Regions from separate parts of the Mus musculus genome. Here region 1 is linked to region 2. Evidence: chromatin loops called from intact Hi-C (ENCODE). Cell type or tissue: gastrocnemius. All regions are shown on one strand. Each heading gives the region's core, and the rest is flanking DNA. Links, peaks and the distances in the headings are about the cores only.

Region 1 (10,553 bases), core at 1,568-9,567, 53 kb after region 2:
CTATTTAGAGGAACTCTGGAGGGACATGGGGAGCAACAAATGTAATGGTTAAAAACAACACATTCCCCTTCTCCCTACAAAAGTCAAACCTGAGGCTCCATGGGCTGAGGAGAAGTGGTTGGTAAAGCTGTGTTTCTTCTAGAGGCTCCAAAGGTATACCTATTACCTATTTCCCTGTCCTTTTCCATCCTGTCACAGGCCACCTGAGTTTGGGCCCCTCTCCCTAATTGGAGGCCAGCACTGTATTATGGTAATTCTTTAAAAGTCCCACCTTTTTCTGACCATGGCTCCCCAAAGGATCTCAACAAAACATATCTCTGCTTTTAAGAACCCTGATGATCCAGGTAACATTCTCTATCTCATGGTCCTTAATCCTATCTGTGGAGTACCTTTTGCCATATATGTTTGTGGGTTTCAGGGATTATAATATTGAAACCTTTTAGGCATTATTCTGTCTATCAAAGACCATGTACAGTGTTACCAAATTCTAGATGTTTTTCATTGAACAGGCTGACCACAGTCTTATGAATGAAAGTAGACTTTTTTCAAAGAAATGGACATTTCAAGTATCAGTTATTGACTGAATGGTAGCTCAGTGGTAGAGCTGAATACCATAGGCAGAGTCCTTAGTTTTCAAGTGCCTACATTTACACACTTCAGTTGTTTTGCAAAGTCATTTTTTTAGTATGGAAGCAATGTAACGGAGAATATCCTTCATTCTGCAGATCTTCCTTTGTCCTATATTGGTAAGTACAGATGTTTCTGGAGCACACAAAGTACTTGGGAGTAGGACAGACCCTTGGATCTGAGTGAGCATTCTAGGATAGAGGGCATGAGTATGAACCTGCTTTTAAAACATCCAGAGGGAGCACAGAACATGCAATAACTATAGACCACTTTTGAAAAGGTTGTGCTCTTTTTTCTTTAATTTGTATTACATTTATTAAGCATATGAGTGCATGTATGTGCATGAGTGTGTGTGTTTGCGTGTGTGAGAGTATGTTGTGTGTGTGTGTGTGTGTGTATAACATGTGCTGTGCCATGTGTATGGAAGCCAGAGGGCAACTTTCTTTCCTTCTACCATGTGAGTCCCAGGGATTAAACTCAGGTTGTCAGGCTTAGGAGCAAGCACTCATTGAACCATCTTGTCAGTCCAAATTTTTATTCTAGTTTTTAAAAAAGTATCTACATTGTTACAATGTTATAAGAAATGAAGGGAAATGGCTCCTATGTACTTGAGTTTGGTTTTCTAGGAGGGAAAGGTAAAGACTTAGTTCAGTGTTGAAGTCTGGGAATCGCTGAACAAACCACTCAGTCATGGAACTCAGTTAGAAAGAGCTGGTTTATTGAATGCTCACTCCAAGACTGATTGATCAGGGCAATAGGCCGGACTCAGGAGCTGACTGTGGCCACAAATGTTTCCCAGAGCCAGTTTATTCAGGAAAAAAAAAAAATCCGGCAAGGAGCTCATGTACAGGTGCAGGAAGCACTATCCTGTGGACAGCTCTGACTCAAGCTAGACAGACAGTTCTAACTGACCTTTATTCTGATTGGTCCTAAGTAGAGCTTATGGTTGTGGAATTTCTTAAAATTAACAAAGCTCAGAACATAACAAGGTATGTGGTCAGCTTGAGTCTGCTCTGAGTCGAGGTGTTTCTCTGCATCAGTAACAGTAAGAAATGACTGGCAGGATGGAACAAAACAGGCACAGCAATGCTGGGGGAGCAGGCTTCACCATTAACAATCAGGTGGCTGTTGAGAAGGGATTTGAAAAGTAAGAGAGTTAAATAGTTAAAGTGATAGTTAAAATTAACTATCACTCAGCCAGGTTAGTGACAGGAAGTAGCTGGTGAAATATTCTGTTGAGTCAGTGATGGCCTTTGAGGATAAGACTGGCGTGTGAATCAGTTGACTGAATCAGGAAATCTGCTATCATCTGATCAGGCCTAAAGAACAAAAACATGTTGATCTGGGATAACTCCATTTTGTCCTCAAGCTTGGAGGCTGTGCTGGGATTCCTCAACCTCTGATGGCATGAGACCACATTAATCAACATGGCCTTTGTGTATTGGTTCTATTTCTCTCAGAACCCTGACTAGTAAATGGGATGCACAAGGTACTGAAATATTAAAACTTAGAGGAAAACATAGAAAAAGATGTCCTACTAGAAGGTCAGTGTATTCCAGATGGTATGATGATGTCATCATACATGCCCGAAAAAGTGTGATTTCACAGCTTCCAAGTATATGGAGATACTTATATTCTGAACACAAATCTATGTTGTAACTGTATAGGTGTAAGATTTCACATAATTCTTTAGTATGTTTAACAGTTGTGATTCATCTAAACTACTGTGACCACATAAGTTTACAAGGTCATGGCTCAGGGATTGCCTGAAGGTATCCATGAGGACTTGTGGATACTCGTATACCACTCCTGAGACCAGTTTGTGTTTCCTATGCTTCCACTGCACTATCTGGAGGAATGTACCCTTCCAGATTAACCAATAATGCACCAGTGATCATGGACCCCCAGTTGGAAGCCAGAGCCTCTTAGCCACAAGAATACAAAATATAGTTACTTCTTGCTTTGTTCCTATACTTCCAAGCAATCATGATGTAGCTAAAAAGCTGTTGTGGAGGAATTTCAATCTAGCAACAAGGCTGCTCTGGCAAGGGATCACAGCCAAAGATCTTCTAGGTCTGTGTGATCCTGCTGGATTATAGAAAGCTCATAGTATATACCTTTAATCCCAAACAATGAAAATAAGGTAAGTTTTTAGAAGGAAGCAGCCACATTTGAAAATGATGTCTAATTGAAGGATAGACAAAGTGCCAAAACATTTGATGGAATGAGTCAGAGGTAGGATTACCCCCAACTCTTATGACAACAGACAGGAAAGAGAGGTGGCTCAAGAGCAGTGGAGAGAGAGAGAGAGAGAGAGAGAGAGAGAGAGAGAGAGAGAGAGAGAGAGAGAGGTTAAATTCAAGTTCAATGAACTCAGTTCAGTTTGGTGGAGTTCAGGGGCAGTCTTTCCAAGCAGAGCAACTCGGTCAGAAGCTGATAGAATCTAATTTGAATCAGTCACCTTGAAGAGGAGTTTGAACCAGATCAGCTAAGTTGAACCAGTCAATCAGAGTTAAGAAAACTAGAAAGGGTGAGTTTGTTTAGCAGTAAGCCTACAAAATGACAATTACATATGATTAATTAAAATCATTTTTACAAGCTATATTATGGTAACTACTATGATTACAGTGCTGAAGATGAATTCAATTTTTTGAGCTTCAGCCTCTTTACCAAAAATGATGGGTTTAGTAATTTTAATTTTGCAGTGATTCCTAGTTCTAATATTCTAAAACCTAATTTATGTATAAATTGTTTCCTTGTTCTATGATTCTCTCTCTCTCTCACTCCTTCTTACCCTTTTCCCCTTTTCTCCTCTTTTCTCCCCTTTTTTCCCTCTCCCCCACTCCTTCCTCTCTTCTCTACAAGGTAGAAGATGTCTTTAATTGTCTTCTCATAAGATATTGTAATAGACATGTTAGTGGACAGGTAACGGAGCTTAGTGCGTGTAATAGATGTGTGAGCAGACAGGTAACAGAACTTAGCAGATGCCTTCTTCACATTTGTTTCCTTCTATTTCTCTCAGCTGACCCTGTGTCTCTGCAGCATAGACAATGTTAGAATTTATTTTCACCTTTGTGTCTTGTTTCACACAAGTCACCGTTAGCAGTTTCTGAGCGCTACATCAGACAGATCTCAAAGGGTGGAATGAGGTACATCCCTGACCTTTTACACAGGACTCCAAAGCTGGAATGGAATGCATCCATGACCTTTCACCAGTCCCTTCTGCTTAGGCTATTAGTTAGAGAAGGTATCAAGTCCAAGGTCCAATGTATCACTCCCTTGGCAGAAGCTCCTGGACTCTCTAGCTCTCCCTTATTCTGGGAAAGGAGATGCTGAGATTGTATGCTGAGGGGTTTAGTTTCATTTTCCTCCACGGACAGCAACAGCTGCCTCTCCTCCTCCTCATATAGAGCTCTCTTCTGTGCTTCAGGCTCATGGGTGATGACAGAAATATGCAGCCTTACAAATGCCAACACCCACGGGCCAGCACAGGGGTGCAGGATTCACCTGCCAAAGTCTTTGATACCCTGTCAGGAAAGGCAACAGCTGAGAAAAGCTATGTGAGAAATATTCTTCATGTAGGTGGCAAAGGTTGTTCAGATTCATAAATCAATTCAGTGTGTATGTATTCTCCAAGGGTGGAAAAGTGATAAGTCTGCATAGCTTACTGGGTGACGGCAGAGAAAATGAGAGAAACATAGCCATGCTACACGGGTCATCATCATGGGGGTGAGAAGAATTTTGTTTCTTTAGAGTTTTTCCCTACACAGAGAGACCAGTCGTTTTGAGAAATAGCCTTAGGTGTGCTCCCTTCCTCACATTTAACATAAACAGCCTTAGGCACTGAGCATTTCTAAGAGACTTTTTTCCCCACCTAAACCGACCATGATAATAGCATTCAGATGTCTGTCTCATAGGTGTGCCTCCTCAGAGAGCAGTTTTCTCCAGTGGACATACTATCCTGCCTCCTTTAGGTGCCTCCTCAGAGAGCAGTTTTCTCCAGTGGACATACTATCCTGCCTCCTTTAGGTGCCTCCTCAGAGAGCAGTTTTCTCCAGTGGACATACTATCCTGCCTCCTTTAGGTGCCTCCTCAGAGAGCAGTTTTCTCCAGTGGGCATACTATCCTGCCTCCTTTAGGTGCCTCCTCAGAGAGCAGTTTTCTCCAGTGGGCATACTATCCTGCCTCCTTTAGGTGCCTCCTCAGAGAGCAGTTTTCTCCAGTGGACATACTATCCTGCCTCCTTTAGGTGCCTCCTCAGAGAGCAGTTTTCTCCAGTGGACATACTATCCTGCCTCCTTTAGGTGCCTCCTCAGAGAGCAGTTTTCTCCAGTGGACATACTATCCTGCCTCCTCTAGGTACAAGCAAGAAACAGCTCACACCTATTGCTGATACACAGCGAGTCTTAGTTTTAAATTTAGTAATGAATTAAAAAAGTATCACCAGGATTTGGAGTGCACCCCACAGCATATGGGAAAATGCATGTGAGTATATTTGGAGGGAAGTCCTCTGACCAACTAGGCAGTGGTTAACCTCAATAATCTTTTAAGGGCCTAAAATTCATAGTATGATACCTCTGAGCACAGAAACCCCTGTGGGCCATTAAAATAGTGTTTTATCAGTGAAAAGGTATAATCCAGGCCTCATCTTAAAGAAATTTTGTAGAACTTGTGTATTTTATTTGTGCTACTTTGAGAATATTAATGCCGACTGTGTGTATGTGTATGTATGTGTGCATGTGTGTATGTATGTGTGTTTATGCCTGTGTATATATGTAGTAGTTATTAACATGTTTATTATTCTTTTCTTCAATGACTAGTTTCACTAGTCTCACCTGATCATTTGGAGACTCCCTTTAGATTACTTTGTGTCTTTAGTTAAAATATTTTACTTTAGGATCAAGGTAAAACTTTGTGTTCTTTTCAGAGAACAGATTACACATTGTACTCACTGGAAGACTTCTGATGAGAAATGGACAATGGACCTCATAAATAGTATAGTTTATTTTTCAGTTTCAGCATACCATCACCAATTGTCTCTTTATCCCCCCTTTTATCACACAAATGTATATAAATAATAATTTGGGTGTCTCCTTACTTTGTGACAATTTATTAGGCCAGTTGTTGTCAAATATGTTTAGGAGAGAGTCCAAACTTTATAGTACTTTCCAAAACACTATAAAACATGGCTAATTAACTATGTGTTGAACAACTTAAGAGTATACTTTAGGTTTATAACATAAAATGAAACTTTCAAACATGAAATAAAATTATGGAACCAATATTGTTAACTTCTTCCTAAGTTTTCTGGAATGTTTATTAGTTTTTATTCTCTTCGTTTCTCATCCTCTAGAACTTGATAACAGGTGCAGAAGGATGCTAAAAAGCTAGCTCAAGTACATAGTAAAATTTAAAAAAAACCCTTCATGTTAAACATAACTTAGCTGAATTCTAGGAAAGGCTAGTAGTGTCTTCTTTGGTGACATAATGCCGTTTGTCCCACATGGGGCATAGATAATATGTGAATGTGTAGATAACACTTGTTGATACTTTTCCAGTCTTTGTTGGGTCTTACCGAGGGTTTGAGTGTTGCACCTAGATGCACATAGATGGGCCAAAGAGATTCTCTGTCTCTGTCTCTCTCTCCTCTGTCTCTCTCTCCTATCTATCTATCTATCTATCTATATATATATTTCTTTTTTTTTCCCTCTCCTCCTCTCTCCTCTCTTGCCCCCTTCTCCACCTCCTCCAGTCTATCCTTAAAAGATTTTGGCCTGGTTTCATCCATTTTCAAATTCTCTTTATGAGGCAGGTGAGTGGTGTGTGTGTGTGTGTGTGTGTGTGTGTGTGTGTGTATCTTCCTCTCCTGTGACATTACTCTCTTCCTTCTCATCTTATATCTCAGAACATCTTGATCTCTCCCTATCCCATGGCTGTCTTTTAGAGGTCAGCCTCTCCAAAGCCAGTTAGACTGCACACATTCTTCCTGGTCTGTCTCATTCCTTTTGAGATTAATTTCTGGACCGATGAGCCCTCATTTTCCATCCAACCTTATGTTTGTTTCCACTGCCTTTGCTTGGACTTTCTACATATATTGCAGGAATTTTATTCATATAGTCAATAGGTTTTTTGAGCACAGACAGAATAATAATGAATAACAACATATCTCTGCCTCCATGGTTTTATGTGTAAAACAACTGTCTTGCTGGTCTTTCCTAGAATATAAAGTCCTAGAGAATAATAATTTTCTGTTTTTTTTAACCAGTTATTGGCACATTGAGATGTTTACCAATCACTAAATTAAACTATTAATTCACAAGTGAGAGCAAAATGAATCTTATGTTCATTCTGCTGCCTCAATTATATATGTGGGTCCCTTCAAAAGATCCTGATCATTGGCCACACACATTCTGTTGAATCTACCATGTTGCTGGCTACCATTGGCACTAATAGAGTTAATGTGAAGTGTACTTTTCCAGATTTCTTCTTTTATAATGAGGAAGAAATGAATACTAATCAAAAAAGCTTAGAGAAAACCCTATGCCTTGTGAACCAGATAAAAGAGATGACAGTTATGCAACAAGGAAGTCATACAAGCAGGTTAGGAGAAGAGACTGAACTATTCACCTCATTCAACATCCACTCAGAACAGAGGATCACTAGCTGCAGCTGTTTCAATTTTTCCAATTTTACCCTCCAAATTAGACACGTGCCTTCCATTTACTCTAATAGGAGCCATATGTGCTTTGTTGATGGCCATCCTTATCGCCAAAGAAGAAAAGTGCTGAGTTCCTGCCACCCACCCACATCTGTGGCTTAAATAAGCCACAAACAAATGAAAAGCAAACATGCTGCTGGCATGTTAGGAGACTATGGAACTCAACAAAACCAGCAAGAGGAGAGGCTGGGTGTGACACTGTGCTGGTGGTCTGCTGTCTCATCATGAAAGGCCTAGAACAAGATTCACTGCTTAGTGGTACTTGGAGCTTCCCTTAGTGGAGATTTTTATGAGACATCAGATCAGGGCTTGAAACTCAACACTTAGGGGTGCTATGAGGGCCCTTAAGATCTTTATTGAATAAGTGCTCACTTGGTTTCTTAAAAGTTATCAGCGGGGCTATGTTACCATTTTCATAGTACCACATGTGTTTAAAGAAAAAGGGTATTTTAGTTTGGTTTATTTTTTATATTTTTATATTTTTGCTGAGAAGAGACACCATGAGCAAGGCAACTCTTGTAAGGACAACATTTAACTGGGCCTGGCTTACAGGTTCAGAGGCTCAGCCCATTATCATCATGGTGGAAAGCATGGCAGTGTGCAGGCAGACATGGTACTGGAGAATGAGCTGAGAGTTCTTCAAGTTGATCCAAAGACAGCCAAAGGGGTCTGTTTTCTGCAGGCAGCCAAGTGGAGGGTCTCTTTCACTTGAGCTTGAGCATAGGATCTCAAAGCCAAGCCCCACAGTGACTCACTTCCTCCAACAAGGCCACACTTCTTAATAGAGCCACTTCTTATGGGGCAAGCATATTCAAACCACCACAAAGGGGTAAACAAAACTAAACACATTTAAAAAAGTATAGTCAGTGACTCAATCATCATGATATATTCAAACTAGATGGTTATGAATGGTTAGCAATAGTAGACTTGACAAATTAAGAAACTACATAAATACCACTTATAAAATTTAGTAATCCAGTAGGCACTAGATTGTCACCATCTGTATACCACATAGCTAACTGAAGAAAGGAAGGCTGCACTCAGGGTTGTTTGTGATCATAAGTCTCCTTTAAGCTCAGTAGGCTTGTGAATTGAATACTGACAAAGTTTGTCTAGTCAATGGGTCCTAAAGTAGTGATTTGCTTAATATTCTCCAGCTTGGCTGTATCCCAATTTAGTTCAAAAGTCTGACCTCACGTTTTCCTTGTCACCAGGCTGTAACCAATGATTAAGTCTTTTCCTTGAGTTTATCATTTCCTTTATGATCAGAGAAATCATAGTTAGGGCTATTTAGAAAAATCCAGTGGAAGAAAATGTTTGATACTTCCTCCATGGTGCCTGTCTTATCTTCTGTTCCACATTTAGCTTCACATCTAATGAACTTGGAAAGGATAATAATCCTGAAAATATGAAGATAAACAGACTTTAAAACATTTCCAATTACCTGTTGGTTAAAAGGTGGGTTTTTTGTTTGTTTGTTTTTGTTGTTATTGTTGTTTTTTGTGAAGCTTTCCGATCTTCCCTTCTTCTATTAGACTAAAAGTATGGCTGTTCTTTGTAAACTAAATCTCTTTTGACTAGATGACAGATCAACAGCCATTTTAAAAGTTGAGCTTCTGATATTGAACTCGAGTTGGAAGAGGCGAGTCCGGTCTCAAAATGGAGGGCCATAATCCAAAGGAACCAGAGCAGCTGAGGAAGCTGTTTATTGGTGGTCTGAGCTTTGAAACCACAGATGATAGCTTAAGAGAACATTTTGAGAAATGGGGCACACTTACAGACTGTGTGGTAATGAGAGATCCCCAAACAAAACGTTCCAGAGGCTTTGGTTTTGTGACCTACTCTTGTGTTGAAGAGGTGGATGCTGCAATGTGTGCTCGGCCACACAAGATTGATGGGCGTGTGGTGGAACCAAAGAGAGCTGTTTCTAGAGAGGATTCTGTAAAGCCTGGTGCCCATTTAACGGTGAAGAAAATTTTTGTTGGTGGTATTAAAGAGGATACGGAAGAATATAACCTGAGAGACTACTTTGAAAAGTATGGCAAGATTGAAACCATAGAGGTTATGGAAGACAGGCAAAGTGGAAAAAAGAGAGGATTTGCTTTTGTAACTTTTGATGATCATGACACAGTTGATAAAATTGTTGTTCAGAAATACTACACTATTAATGGGCATAATTGTGAAGTGAAAAAGGCCCTTTCTAAACAAGAGATGCAGTCTGCTGGATCACAGAGAGGTCATGGAGGTGGATCTGGCAAATTTATGGGTCGTGGAGGAAACTTTGGAGGTGGTGGAGGAAACTTTGGTCGTGGAGGACACTTTGGTGGAAGAGGTGGCTATGGTGGTGGAGGTGGTGGCAGCAGAGGTAGTTATGGAGGTGGTGATGGTGGATATAATGGATTTGGAGGTGATGGTGGCAACTATGGTGGTGGTCCTGGTTACAGTAGTAGAGGAGGTTATGGAGGTGGTGGACCAGGATATGGAAACCAGGGTGGTAGATATGGTGGTGGAGGAGGAGGCTATGATGGTTACAATGAAGGAGGAAATTTTGGTGGAGGTAACTATGGTGGTGGTGGAAACTATAATGACTTTGGAAATTATAGTGGACAGCAACAATCAAATTATGGACCCATGAAGGGGGGCAGTTTTGGTGGAAGAAGCTCAGGCAGTCCCTATGGTGGTGGCTATGGATCTGGAGGTGGAAGTGGTGGATATGGTAGCAGAAGGTTTTAAAATAAAACAGAAACGGCTACAGTTCTTAGCAGGAGAGAGAGCGAGGAGTTGTCAGGAAAGCTACAGGTTACTTTGAGACAGTCTTTCCAAATGCATTAGAGGAACTGTAAAAATCTGCCACAGAAGGAACGATGATCCATAGTCAGAAAAGTTACTGCAGCTTAAACAGGAAACCCTTCTTGTTCAGGACTGTCATAGCCACAGTTTGGAAAAAGTGCAGCTATTGATTAATGCAATGTAGTGTCAATTAGATGTACATTCCTGAGGTCTTTTATCTGTTGTAGCTTTGTCTTTTTCTTTTTCTTTTCATTACATCAGGTATATTGCCCTGTAAATTGTGGTAGTGGTACCAGGAATAAAAAATTAAGGAATTTTTAACTTAAAAAAAAAAAAAGTTGAGCTTCTTAGACTAGTAAGGTAATGACATATCTTCGCCATCTCCAATACTAGACCAACCAATTCCACATTTATTTAT
Region 2 (10,553 bases), core at 1,329-9,328:
CTTGTAAATTGATGTCTAAAGATAGTTTTGTTCTTATAGAAAGTGTTGACTGCCAGGTTGCTTATAGCACTTTAAATTATTCTGAAGATGAAATTACCAGCCAAGTATGTTGGCTTAAGTAGTTTTAGTTATATAACTCTTAAAAATACCTAGTTCTTTTGGGAACAGTTTAGATAATTATCTAAAGAAAACATACTATTAATCAGAATCTCTGGTGTTGTATGACACGCTGTTGCTAAAGATGAATAGAAACGGCATCGTTTCCTCGTCTGTGTAAAGCTCTCATTACAAGTTAGGTAATAGTGTCTAGGTTAGAGGTTTATAATATAATATAAGGAACTGTAAATAAATGTACCCTTCCTATTAGTCTTCCACAGCAGTATTATTGTCTTTGTGGAGGTGACTAAATCACAAAACTTTAAACATCCTGTAATGGATTCCAACTACAAAAAGGACATAGAGATGTATACCAAATAAAATTAAATGCATAAATGCAAATGAGTTTGGATTTTTTCAATGACCAAGTCATTTCCATATCTAAGAACTGGTAATAAGCCTACTACAACCTCCTGACATGTGCCCTGCAACAGGAAGTAAGAGATTTGAATTCAGTTAGAGGAAGCTCTGCTGATGAAACATGTCCCAGCAGAAATTGCAAGGGTTTGATGAGTTTGAGCTGCTGGGGGAGGGTAAAGAGTACATAACAGACATCCCAGGATCCTGAAGAGCCCCATGTCCAGCACCAAGCAGTTTCTCATTGTTTAATCTCATGGAGCATTTGAGAATATTGGAGTAGAGGAATAACATGGACAGAAGCCTCAATAAGAAAAAAATTAAAGAAAGAATAAAAAATGAAAAGAAGTATAGATATCAGCATTTAAAGATAGCTATGAACAAAATACAGTGTGTGTGTGTGTGTGTGTGTGTGTGTGTGTGTGTGTGTGTGTGTGTAATTTGTATATGTGTGTATATATGTTTATATGAAATGCCCAGAATATGGGTAATCTCTCGGACAGCCTTAGGGTTTTGACTTAAGAACTCACATGTGTTGTTATCATCTTGCCAGTGTACCAAGAGGAGAAACTGAGCGTGTAGATAATGACTGTTCACACCCTACTCCCTAGCATGGTATGAGGAAAACATTTAATGTTCTGCTTCAAAATACTAAGGCTTTAAATGAATAAGATAATATTCCTGTGGATGCAGTGCCCCTAGAGATTTTAGACCTGATTTAAAATAGGGTTCTTGAGATAGATCCTTTTACTTTTTCATCATATAATATTGACCAGCATACGAAAAGGCTCTGAGCTTCCCTCTCAAGTTAAAAGAAAAAGAAATTGTACCTAAAGCAGGTGTGACAAAAAATACATATAAAATAGCAGAAGTCAATACAATTTTAAAAGGATGAAAAACATAATCTGAGAATAATCAGTTTTTACTTGTTAGAAAAAATTAACAAAAAACAAAAATAACTAATAAAATGACTACAGGTTTCATTAACAGATGGCAAGAGGATATTTGTGAATATCTTTGTATTAATAAACTTGTTTGTGTGTGAAATAGAGAAATGTTTTGGAAACCATTTAAGGCTGGTAAAAGACGAGATAGGTAGGTAGATAGGTAGGGAGAGAGAGAGAGGGAGAGGGAGAGAGAGAGAGAGAGATACCCACCCTAACAAACAAACTAAAACCATACAAACCATTCCAGGCCCAAGTAGTAATTCTTGGTATTTAAATAAAAACTAACAGTAGGCTTAGGTAGGAAGTTTCTTCTTGAGACCAGAGTGTTCAAACCTTACAAGTTTTGAACTAGTAAGGGAGGTGGTGAGGCAGAACAATCGCTCCATGAACAAGGAAAAGTTATAGAAGTAACTGGCAATTCTCAGGAGACTTCAAATAACCAATAATAGCCATTTCAAAGAGAATGTGAGCTTGGAAACTTAGCGATATCAACTAAAGCCAAGCATGCACTTATCCTTTGACCAGCAAACTTAATTCCTTCCTATGTGCCCAATGGCAGCGAGATGCCACCTATTTATAAGCTCCTAAAAGCTAGTATAGTCTGGTAAGATGTTTGCCCTTCTCTGCACTCACTTCTTGTCATTCCTATAGAACATTGATTTCAGTATTTCTTAATCCCCTTATTCTCAAAACATCTTGATGAACATTTATACCAACATAACCTATTTTGTATGCATATGTATTTTATATCGCTTAAATTTTACCTGCAAGAGTTATTTAGGGAATAGAAATTACACCCAAACAAGTAAGTACAATATAATCTTATCAGATACTGGAATCTCCCCGCTATCTGAGCACAAGGCAGTAGAACAGAAATGAAAACTGCTCTGAAAACTCAAAATAGGTTAGGTCAGCCTATAACTTAAGTAAAACACATTGCACTTAAACCAGCTTTGCACTAAGAAGTGCCCAGGGTACGAAGAATAAAATGGGGACACCGTGCTAAGGGACCACTTCAGCATGGGCTGCATGCTTTGTCTTACAATGACTCAAAATGACTGAGTGGAATGGGTATAACTGAATTCTAGCTCACATAGAGTTATAACTGTACCATGAAAAATGGCTCTGGTAATTTGACGTTATTTCTGTTGATAAATAAGACAGCAACTGGTATTTCAAAGGAAAAGAGAGAAAAAACATGAAGTATTTCTGGGTGTGATATTATTTTACTACACAGTATGGGAAGACAAGGGACCCAAAGCTCAGATGCTCTCCTCTGCAGTTGTGAGCAGAGTGAAGAGGGGCTGAATCAGGGAGGCAGCAACTCGTACCCACTGAGAAGGAGTAAAGAGCCAGTCGAGGGAGGAGTGAAGAATAAGGGAAAGCTTGGGGCTTGGGAGAGCAAGTGCATGCCACTAGGAATTTAGAGCTATTCATGATAAAATACAATCATTTTATATACCTTGTGACTAAAACAGGTCTCTTCATTGCTTTGTTTCCTGAGTTTTCTCATATTTTCTTTTTGGTCAAAATGTTCTCTATGTTTTTAAGTACAAATTTCTCTGTCCTTCAGGGAGAGAATAGTTTTGGATTTGAAGCGAGGAAAAATTATAGGACTAACTAATGGTCTTACAAATTCAATAGTAAGCACCATAAAGTAGAAGAATATAAGAAAAAAATTCTACAAAGCATTAACCACTCATTGTGTTACTAGAGAGCTATGGCGACCACTGCGAGCTGCCTGCTAAGACATGCCTGATACATAGTGTTCCCTCTGAGAAGGGGTATACTGACCTTACAGTCCTCACTCAGAATTCTAGCTTACATGGCATTACTCCTGTACCGGGAGAAGTATTGGTATCAATCCGGAAAGGAACTGACATTTGAAAGTTAAAGCCCAAGAACAAGCTGAGAGTGGACGTGCTCTCACTTTGCCACACAATATGGAAAAGGTTTTCAGTGTATTCTTAAATTCACACAAGCTGAACTTTGAATAATCTTATGCCAGAGCCTGCACAATCTTTGTGTGCAGAGATGAGGAGGCAGGAACTGGTGGAGCATTAGTTGAAACGCGGCTACTGGGACTATCCCAAGTTCAAGTCTGAATTTGTTTTATTTCAAACACACACAGAGTATTTTGGGAATCTAATCTAAAAATAATACAAAAACTGTCACAGCTTCCACTCTGCTGGTTTCCTTCAATTCTGACATGCTTCTCTCTGTGACAACACATGTGCATGTGTATACATAAGAAATCCCATAAAGAATATGAGTAAGGACTAGTGACTCAGACTAGTATGGCAACAAAATCGTGTATGTCTCCTTAAATATGTTAGAATTTTCAGTTTGAAGCAATCATTATTGATAATTTCTATTATTTAATTTGTATTGTTTCTGACATGTAACAATTATGGGTTCCCATTATTTTGAGATATAATAATTTGACTTTTGTATTTATTGTTATAATACTTTTATTGTTATAATACAAAGTATTGTGTATTATACAAAGTATTATAACCATTTTAATTTTAGCTTTTTCAAATACAGTAAGAAATTGTAGTCTCTTGGGAGGCAGAGGCAGGCAGATTTCTGAGTTCGAGGCCAGCCTGGTCTACAGAGTGAGTTCTAGGACAGCCAGGACTATACAGAGAAACCCTGTCTCGAAAAAAAAAAAGAAAAGAAAAAGAAAAAAAAAGAAAAGAAATTGTAGTCTCATATTCATTTGGCTTTAGAATTATAATACACATTAAGGAAAAAATTAGTCACAGGCAGGTCAGTATTAGCTTCCTTGTATTAAATTAGCTTTTTCTTTATCTCAGAAGAACTGATACGCTGTTTGTTTGTTTTAGTTACTTTTTTTTGTTTTATGACATTTTCTTTATTAGAACAGGAAAGAAATATGTCCCAGGTTTTAAATTAAATGATTCTATGAGCTTTTGCTCCATTGAATATTCGTTTCACAGAGTTTCTGTATTTCTTGTTCATTTATTAGCATAATGTAAACAGTATTACCCAGTAAGACTTTCAGCAAAAATCAAACCTGCTCATGAACTCCACAAAGACAAGTCTGACCCTCCCACCAGTGTCCCACTGTCCTAGTGTGTACCGTCTTTGTGGGTCATGAGGCCACTGATAGCATTTGTTTTTGCAGGACTTGTTCACATCTGAATGAGGAAAGCTGATTAAAGGAACCTGGCTGTAATCAAACCACACAGAGGAGCTTCAACATCTTGAATTCTAACTTTGTTTACCCACCAAAGGTGCTGTGATTTTTTTTTTTTTCAAAAGAGTGGAGAATATTCTCAGAAATAGAGTACTTCCTGGGCAGGCATGAGCCCTACCACTTTAACAAAGTGGAAATGATTGCATGTAAGCCTGCTGTCCCAGCACTACAGAGGATGAGCTGACATAACGGTTTGAAGTCATCCTTCGTTAAATAGAGTTGGAGGCCATTCTGAGCTGGTGAGGATTTTTTTAGGCCAAACTTCCAATTTTATTCAGCTTAATGGAATTTTTTCCCCTAAAATATTACATTGCGATGTTGTCCTACTTTATCTAAGGTCAGTTTTCTTACCTGTAATGTGTACTTTTCAATTTATAATAATTTTATCAATGAAGGCCAGAAATTTTTGCTTAAAAAGGTAAGTGGAATTCCAAATATCAATATACTATGTTTGATAGTCTTAATACATTCTTCCAAAAAGTCGAGTGTCTTCGTCAAAATCTTCACATAGTAACCTCATAGAAACAGTACCAAAAGCCATTTATATAAAATCATTTAATATTGATAACATTGCAGAGCAGCTTGCCTTGGAGCTTGTAACACATTACTATTTATCAGCGGTGAGTGGATTTGTTGCGGGCTTACTCAAGGAGAGTAATCACAACATGGTCGTCTCGGCCTTGCCATAGCATCTCTCCTTCAAAGTGCACCAGTCCGTGTTTCCTGGCACGCATGAGGATGCCCACGACTTTATCAGAAATTCGAACATAGCGATCAAAGAGTTCTCCGAAAGTAACCTGGATCTTGCCATCTCGTCTGTGGCGAGCCATTGTGCGGATAACAAAGCACAGTTCCATAATTTCCCGATAGATGTGCTCTTCCGCTCGCTTGGCCCTTTCAGCTGTCTTGCTTCCCTCTTTGGGGCGGCCATAGCCCTCGTCTCCCTTGTGGAGCCGAGTGGACATGGCTAGATCATAGTCAAATTCGTCACTGAAGGGATTGAGCTTCTGGGACTGGACGTGTTCATCGGCCCACTGCTGCCACCTCCCTTTCAAGTTGTCCACTTGGCTGTATTTCCGATGGGCCTTACAGTTGAGTGTCTCAGAGTACCTGTTTGCCCTAGCGGAGAGAAGTGGAGAAGCAAAGTGAATACATGAAGCAAGTGCCGGACCCCGTGTACTTCCCATGTGTAGTCTCTGTCGTGGTATATGTCACAACTTTCTTTATCAATAACAATGATGGATTAGCCACTAGTGATATTAAACTCAAGCTTTAAAAAACAAAACACAAAACCTTCCTTACATAGAGTGTGAGGCCATCTACTAAAACGTTGCATGTCAAACATTCTTGAACTAGAATCAGTTCTTAGAGGGTTTCTGATAAGAGCTATTTCCCAAACATGCATTTGGTACTGCTATACAGATTGGAGTAGTTCTACATAGAATTCCATATTTATTTAGGTTTTGTCTGTTTGTTTTTATGAAAGCCTGTTTACACTAGGGTCAATGATGAACACACATTTTTTAAAGTAATGGGTTGCACAGGTAGAAGACCAAAAACATTTATTGAACACTATTTGGCTGGCATTTTTCTAAATACTTATTATTCTCCGCAATCTTTAAAAATGGATATTTCAGCTGTGTAGATGAAGAAACTGAAGCCAGGAAGACACAGGAGCACCCTAAAGACACAGAACTGTAAGCAGTAGGCTAAGACTGGACTTTGAAGCCAAGTTAAGCCGTCAGGATGTAACTTAAAAAAAAAATACTGCTTCCTCTAAAACAGAGGGAGGAGTCCATCTTCACAAAGCACCCAACTTTATCTCCAGAGCGTTAAGTAGCCTCACATCTGGAAGCTTTGGACTTGAAGGTGTAACGAGCCATTCCAGCACTGTCCCCATGGGTGGCATGGCAGGGCCCTATGAGCACTCATAAGTCACTGTTCTAAGCCCGAGAGTGGGCCAGGCTTATCTGTCAAGGTACAAACTTCTAAATTCTCCATGACAAATGGGCTCAGGAGACAAAGGGCTCAGTGAATCACACAGCAACTGCTTACTTAACTGCTTCTAAAGCATTTCAGTCTCTGTCCCTGGGGTCATGAGCTCTGTCCTATCAGAATAGCCTGAGTTTGTGGACTTCTTATGTCATCACAGTGCCAGGGCGCAAGTGTTTGCTGTAAGGAAGACACACACAAGCAGCCCACACACACAAATAGCCCATCAAACACAGACACCAAACCTATATACGGTTTAGATGCACCCTCGAAAGTTATTTTCAAGGAAATAACATCCACCAGATGGCGAAATTTCATTAATTCCCATGTTCAGAAAATCCTCTTAAGTCCTCTCGCTGTTAGGCTAGAATGGGAAGGGAATGAGGGTTTTTGTTTGTTTGGTTGGTTTTCTTTTTCTTTTCTTTTCTTTTTTTTTTTTCCTAGCCAGAGGGAGATAAACATGCAGCAAGGTTAACTGGGGAGATCCCCATACAGTACAAGTTTATCTCAATTTCTTAAGCTTGAGCAGTCTCTAGAAAATGTCCTTCACCTGAATGGCAGCTTCAGTGGGTCAAGAGGTCTTAAGAAGGAATTTCCCAGTACATGTTTGGGATGTACCGGTATGAAGGGAGATGGTTGTGACCCCCACAGTCAGTGCCCAGTTGTCTTTGTGGCTAAAGAACCCCAGCTCCTCATTCCACTATGCTCAGAAATGCTGGTTATTGGCACTGCCCAGGGACTGTCACTAATTTAACTAATCAATGTGTGTGTGTGTGTGTGTGTGTGTGTGTGTGTGTAAGGGGGGGGTGTCACATGTCAAGACTACTATCTAAATTGCAGCACCATCATTGCTGAACAATTATGACCTTTATTCTCCTTTCTAACAAGCTTGAGACCCAGGCCTCTGATTCTTTTTACAAATTGGTAACTATTCCCAAGTCCAAGGAAAGCATTCTTTTCATTGGAATGGGGGGAAGGGAGTGGGAGTAAGTATCAAGCTAGGTTGGAGAGATAGTTAAGAGTTCTTGCAATGCCAACATGAGGACCTGAGGTTGAATCCCCAGACCCCACATAAAAATAAAAATAAAAATATGGCCAACGTTTATAGAAGCCCAGCACTGAAAAGCAGACAGACATCCTGGTCAGCCAGGTGAGGCAAAATGGCAAACCTCAGGTTTAGTGAGATACTTGTCTTGTATATGAGAGGTGAATGACAGAATGTACACGTGCATGCACAAATGCATACACACACTCATGTGCACACACACAGAAAAGTAAAAGGCCATGTTTTTTTGTTTTTTATTTTTTTCTCTTTGTTTTAAAGCCCCTTAAGCCCTGCACTTTAGAGGTTACCAAGATCAATAAAACTGACATCTTGCTTTATGCTAAGGGAATTCGAGTAGCATGGGGATTATAAAACAAGCTCTAGTTCCGGAAACCTTTCCAGCTGCCTCGGTGTTCATGTGACTTTCGTGTGTCTTAGTGTCTCAGTGTCTCATTTTCTAAGCTTATATGCATTTCTACTACACCAAGAAGGTGGTCCATGTACAAGTCTAATTCAGGAAGCCTGAGAAGAGTGCTGACAGCAATTCCCACTTGTAGGTAAATCAGTGATGGCATGGACCAGAAGAGCCACAGCCGAAGTTAGTTAGCACTGTTCTTTCAGGTCAGGGATGTGCTACCCAAAAGAACCCACTCTAACTGGCAATTTATCGTCTGCCCTCTATACTTTTAGTATTAGTTGGAACTCCTTGTGATTGAGGCATAAGGAGTAGAAGGATGTATTCACTTACTGGGAGAGCAAGGGGCGTTTGATCCTGGCAGGAGCCACAGGCGCTGCATCTTGCTCAGGCCTCTCCTCCATATCCCCTCCGTAGCCACTGTCCTCTGTGTCTACGCTGTCACTCTTCCACGTGGGCTCTTCCTGTTCCATCACTTTCCAGCCTTTGGTCAGCTCAGACACCAGGTTGGTGCATTTTCTTCTCCGTGTTGGCGAGTCGTGACTAAGAAGGATTCTGTCAATGTCATTCTCTGGCTGAATAGCTTCAGACACGCCGCCATCATTCTCATACCTGTGGCTCAGGTAGTTCACATCTCCTCCCCTCTCATAAGCCTTGCTGACAACCGTTCTGGTCACCTCTTTCCTTTTAATGTGGGAGACCTCGGTGGCTTCTTCTGAGTGTTGTCCCTCTCCGTCTCGATCTGGCTTTGGAGACAGAGTTTTGGGGGCATGCTGGTAAGGACCGGCTTCTTTAGGAGCGTTAGGTAGGTCATGAGTTGCTCCCGGCAGCCAGCCTGCAGGCTCCTGGGCCTGTTTGGTACTGTTCTCATTCGCCCACTGCTGCCAACCTCGGGCCAAATTGATAACCAGGGTTGCTGTGCGGACCTTCCGGAGGGCACTCTTGGCCGGCCCCGCCTCCCTTTCCCTTTCTCCTGGAGCCATGCTACCTGTTTCTTCTCTGCTGACAGCCTGGGCACCAGCTAAAGGGGAATGTGGTTGAGAGAGATGCCTGGGATTTAAATAGAAGCAGGGTGTGAGTGGGAAGGAGAGCCTGTGACGGTGGAAACTATGCAAAGTATTTCTTGCCAAGATGTGGTGCCATGGCCCTGACGGTGTTCTGTTTTTAAACCCTGACAAGTCCCATTTCATCACAGCAGAGGGACATTTCTGGTGGCAAAGGACACGGATATGTTCCCTCCTCTCTCCTCCAAGTGCCAGAGTGGAAAGCACTAGATTGAATCATGTGCTCAGCTTTATGTTTTCCTTGACCTTAAAATATGATCCAACCATTTAGAGGAGTGTACAGTTAGTGCTCAGATTGTCCTAGACTGTTCAGGGCTTGTTGTCTCAGTTAAATCTCGGTAGCCCTCAATACAGCTGTTATTTGGTCTCCTTTAATAGCAGAGTGAAAAGGTATCTTACTCCCTGCAGATAATAATATATGAGATTAAAATCATGAGAGGTTCGAAGCTGGAGCTTCCTTTTAATCTATAACAATTAGAAACAAATTATAGAAGACTGTCTGCTCAGATCTTCATTTTCCAGATGGAAGTATTGACACCCAGAGGAAAATGAGGTCTAAATGTTGAAAGGCTTACTATTGTTGACATCCTATTAATATACATTAGCATGATATATATATTAATATTAAGACAGTAAACTCTTCTAATGACATAAAATTAAATTTTACTTTTATGTATTTTAGAAATTATGACTAAAATAATCTCTTAAAATATCAAAATGGTTAAATCCATATAATGACAAAATAATGGCTGTTATCTGAAGCATGCACTATTGAATTTTATTTTATTTTATTTTATTTTATTTTATTTTATTTTATTTTAGACAAAGTCTCCTTATGTACCCCTACCTGGCCTGGAACTTGCTATGTAGAACAAGTTTTCTTCAACTTCCCAGAGATCCACCTGCTTCTGCCCACTGTGTGCTAGACTTAAAGGCATGCACCACCAATCTGGCTCCCACCTTGTCTGGATTTTAACAATTAACTATTAGTTTAGTTCAGTTTTATCTTTTATCGTTGAGGTTGTAACATAATCACTCATTTTCTTCTCTCCCTACAAACCTCCCATATCTCTACATGCTCTCCTTCAAGTTTATGGCTTCTTTTTTCATCAGTTGTTGTTGTTGTTGTTGTTGTTGTTGTTGTTGTGTGTTTGCTAAATAAATAAGTGCAACCCTCTAGTCTATATAATGTTATTTAGATGAGGCTCTGATCATATACAAAACACTACAGGAAACTAAGGACTACTGGGAGCAGGAGAGATAGTCTTCCCCAAGGACAAGCTCAGCCATTGGTTGTCCAATACCAGATGGTCAGTCCTGAAGACAGATATTCCTCTTTGTTTTTAATAATAAA

Evidence for each region. Hi-C counts contacts between places; a loop is a spot of excess contacts. Peaks named below come from ENCODE experiments on the same cell type or tissue, not always from the same donor. Only the 100,000 strongest peaks of a DNase experiment are listed, where the experiment ranks them.
Region 1: a loop joins it to region 2, with 12 times the contacts of the local background. A loop is called at or near these places in 5 of 42 quality-filtered maps.

What each region holds. Positions count from the first base shown.
Region 1 is chr15:41,913,077-41,923,629 of GRCm38, forward strand. It overlaps the pseudogene Gm5469. Among named protein-coding and RNA genes, the nearest start is that of Abra, 49 kb to the left of the region's middle. In gastrocnemius, for the core only: a CTCF peak has its summit at 4,773; no DNase peak of the experiment used is centred there; H3K4me3 peaks cover 1,574 bases; H3K27ac peaks cover 3,974 bases.
Region 2 is chr15:41,860,551-41,871,103 of GRCm38, forward strand. It overlaps Abra (actin-binding Rho activating protein), which reads right to left and starts at 9,170. Exons shown (of 2, transcript NM_175456.4): 1 at 8,469-9,170; 2 at 4,743-5,802. The coding sequence starts at 9,118. The coding sequence ends at 5,325. Oxr1 (oxidation resistance 1) reads left to right here. Exons shown (of 17, transcript NM_001130166.1): 17 at 1-498. In gastrocnemius, for the core only: CTCF peaks have their summits at 5,772 and 6,974 (motif pointing right); no DNase peak of the experiment used is centred there; H3K4me3 peaks cover 4,936 bases; H3K27ac peaks cover 5,232 bases.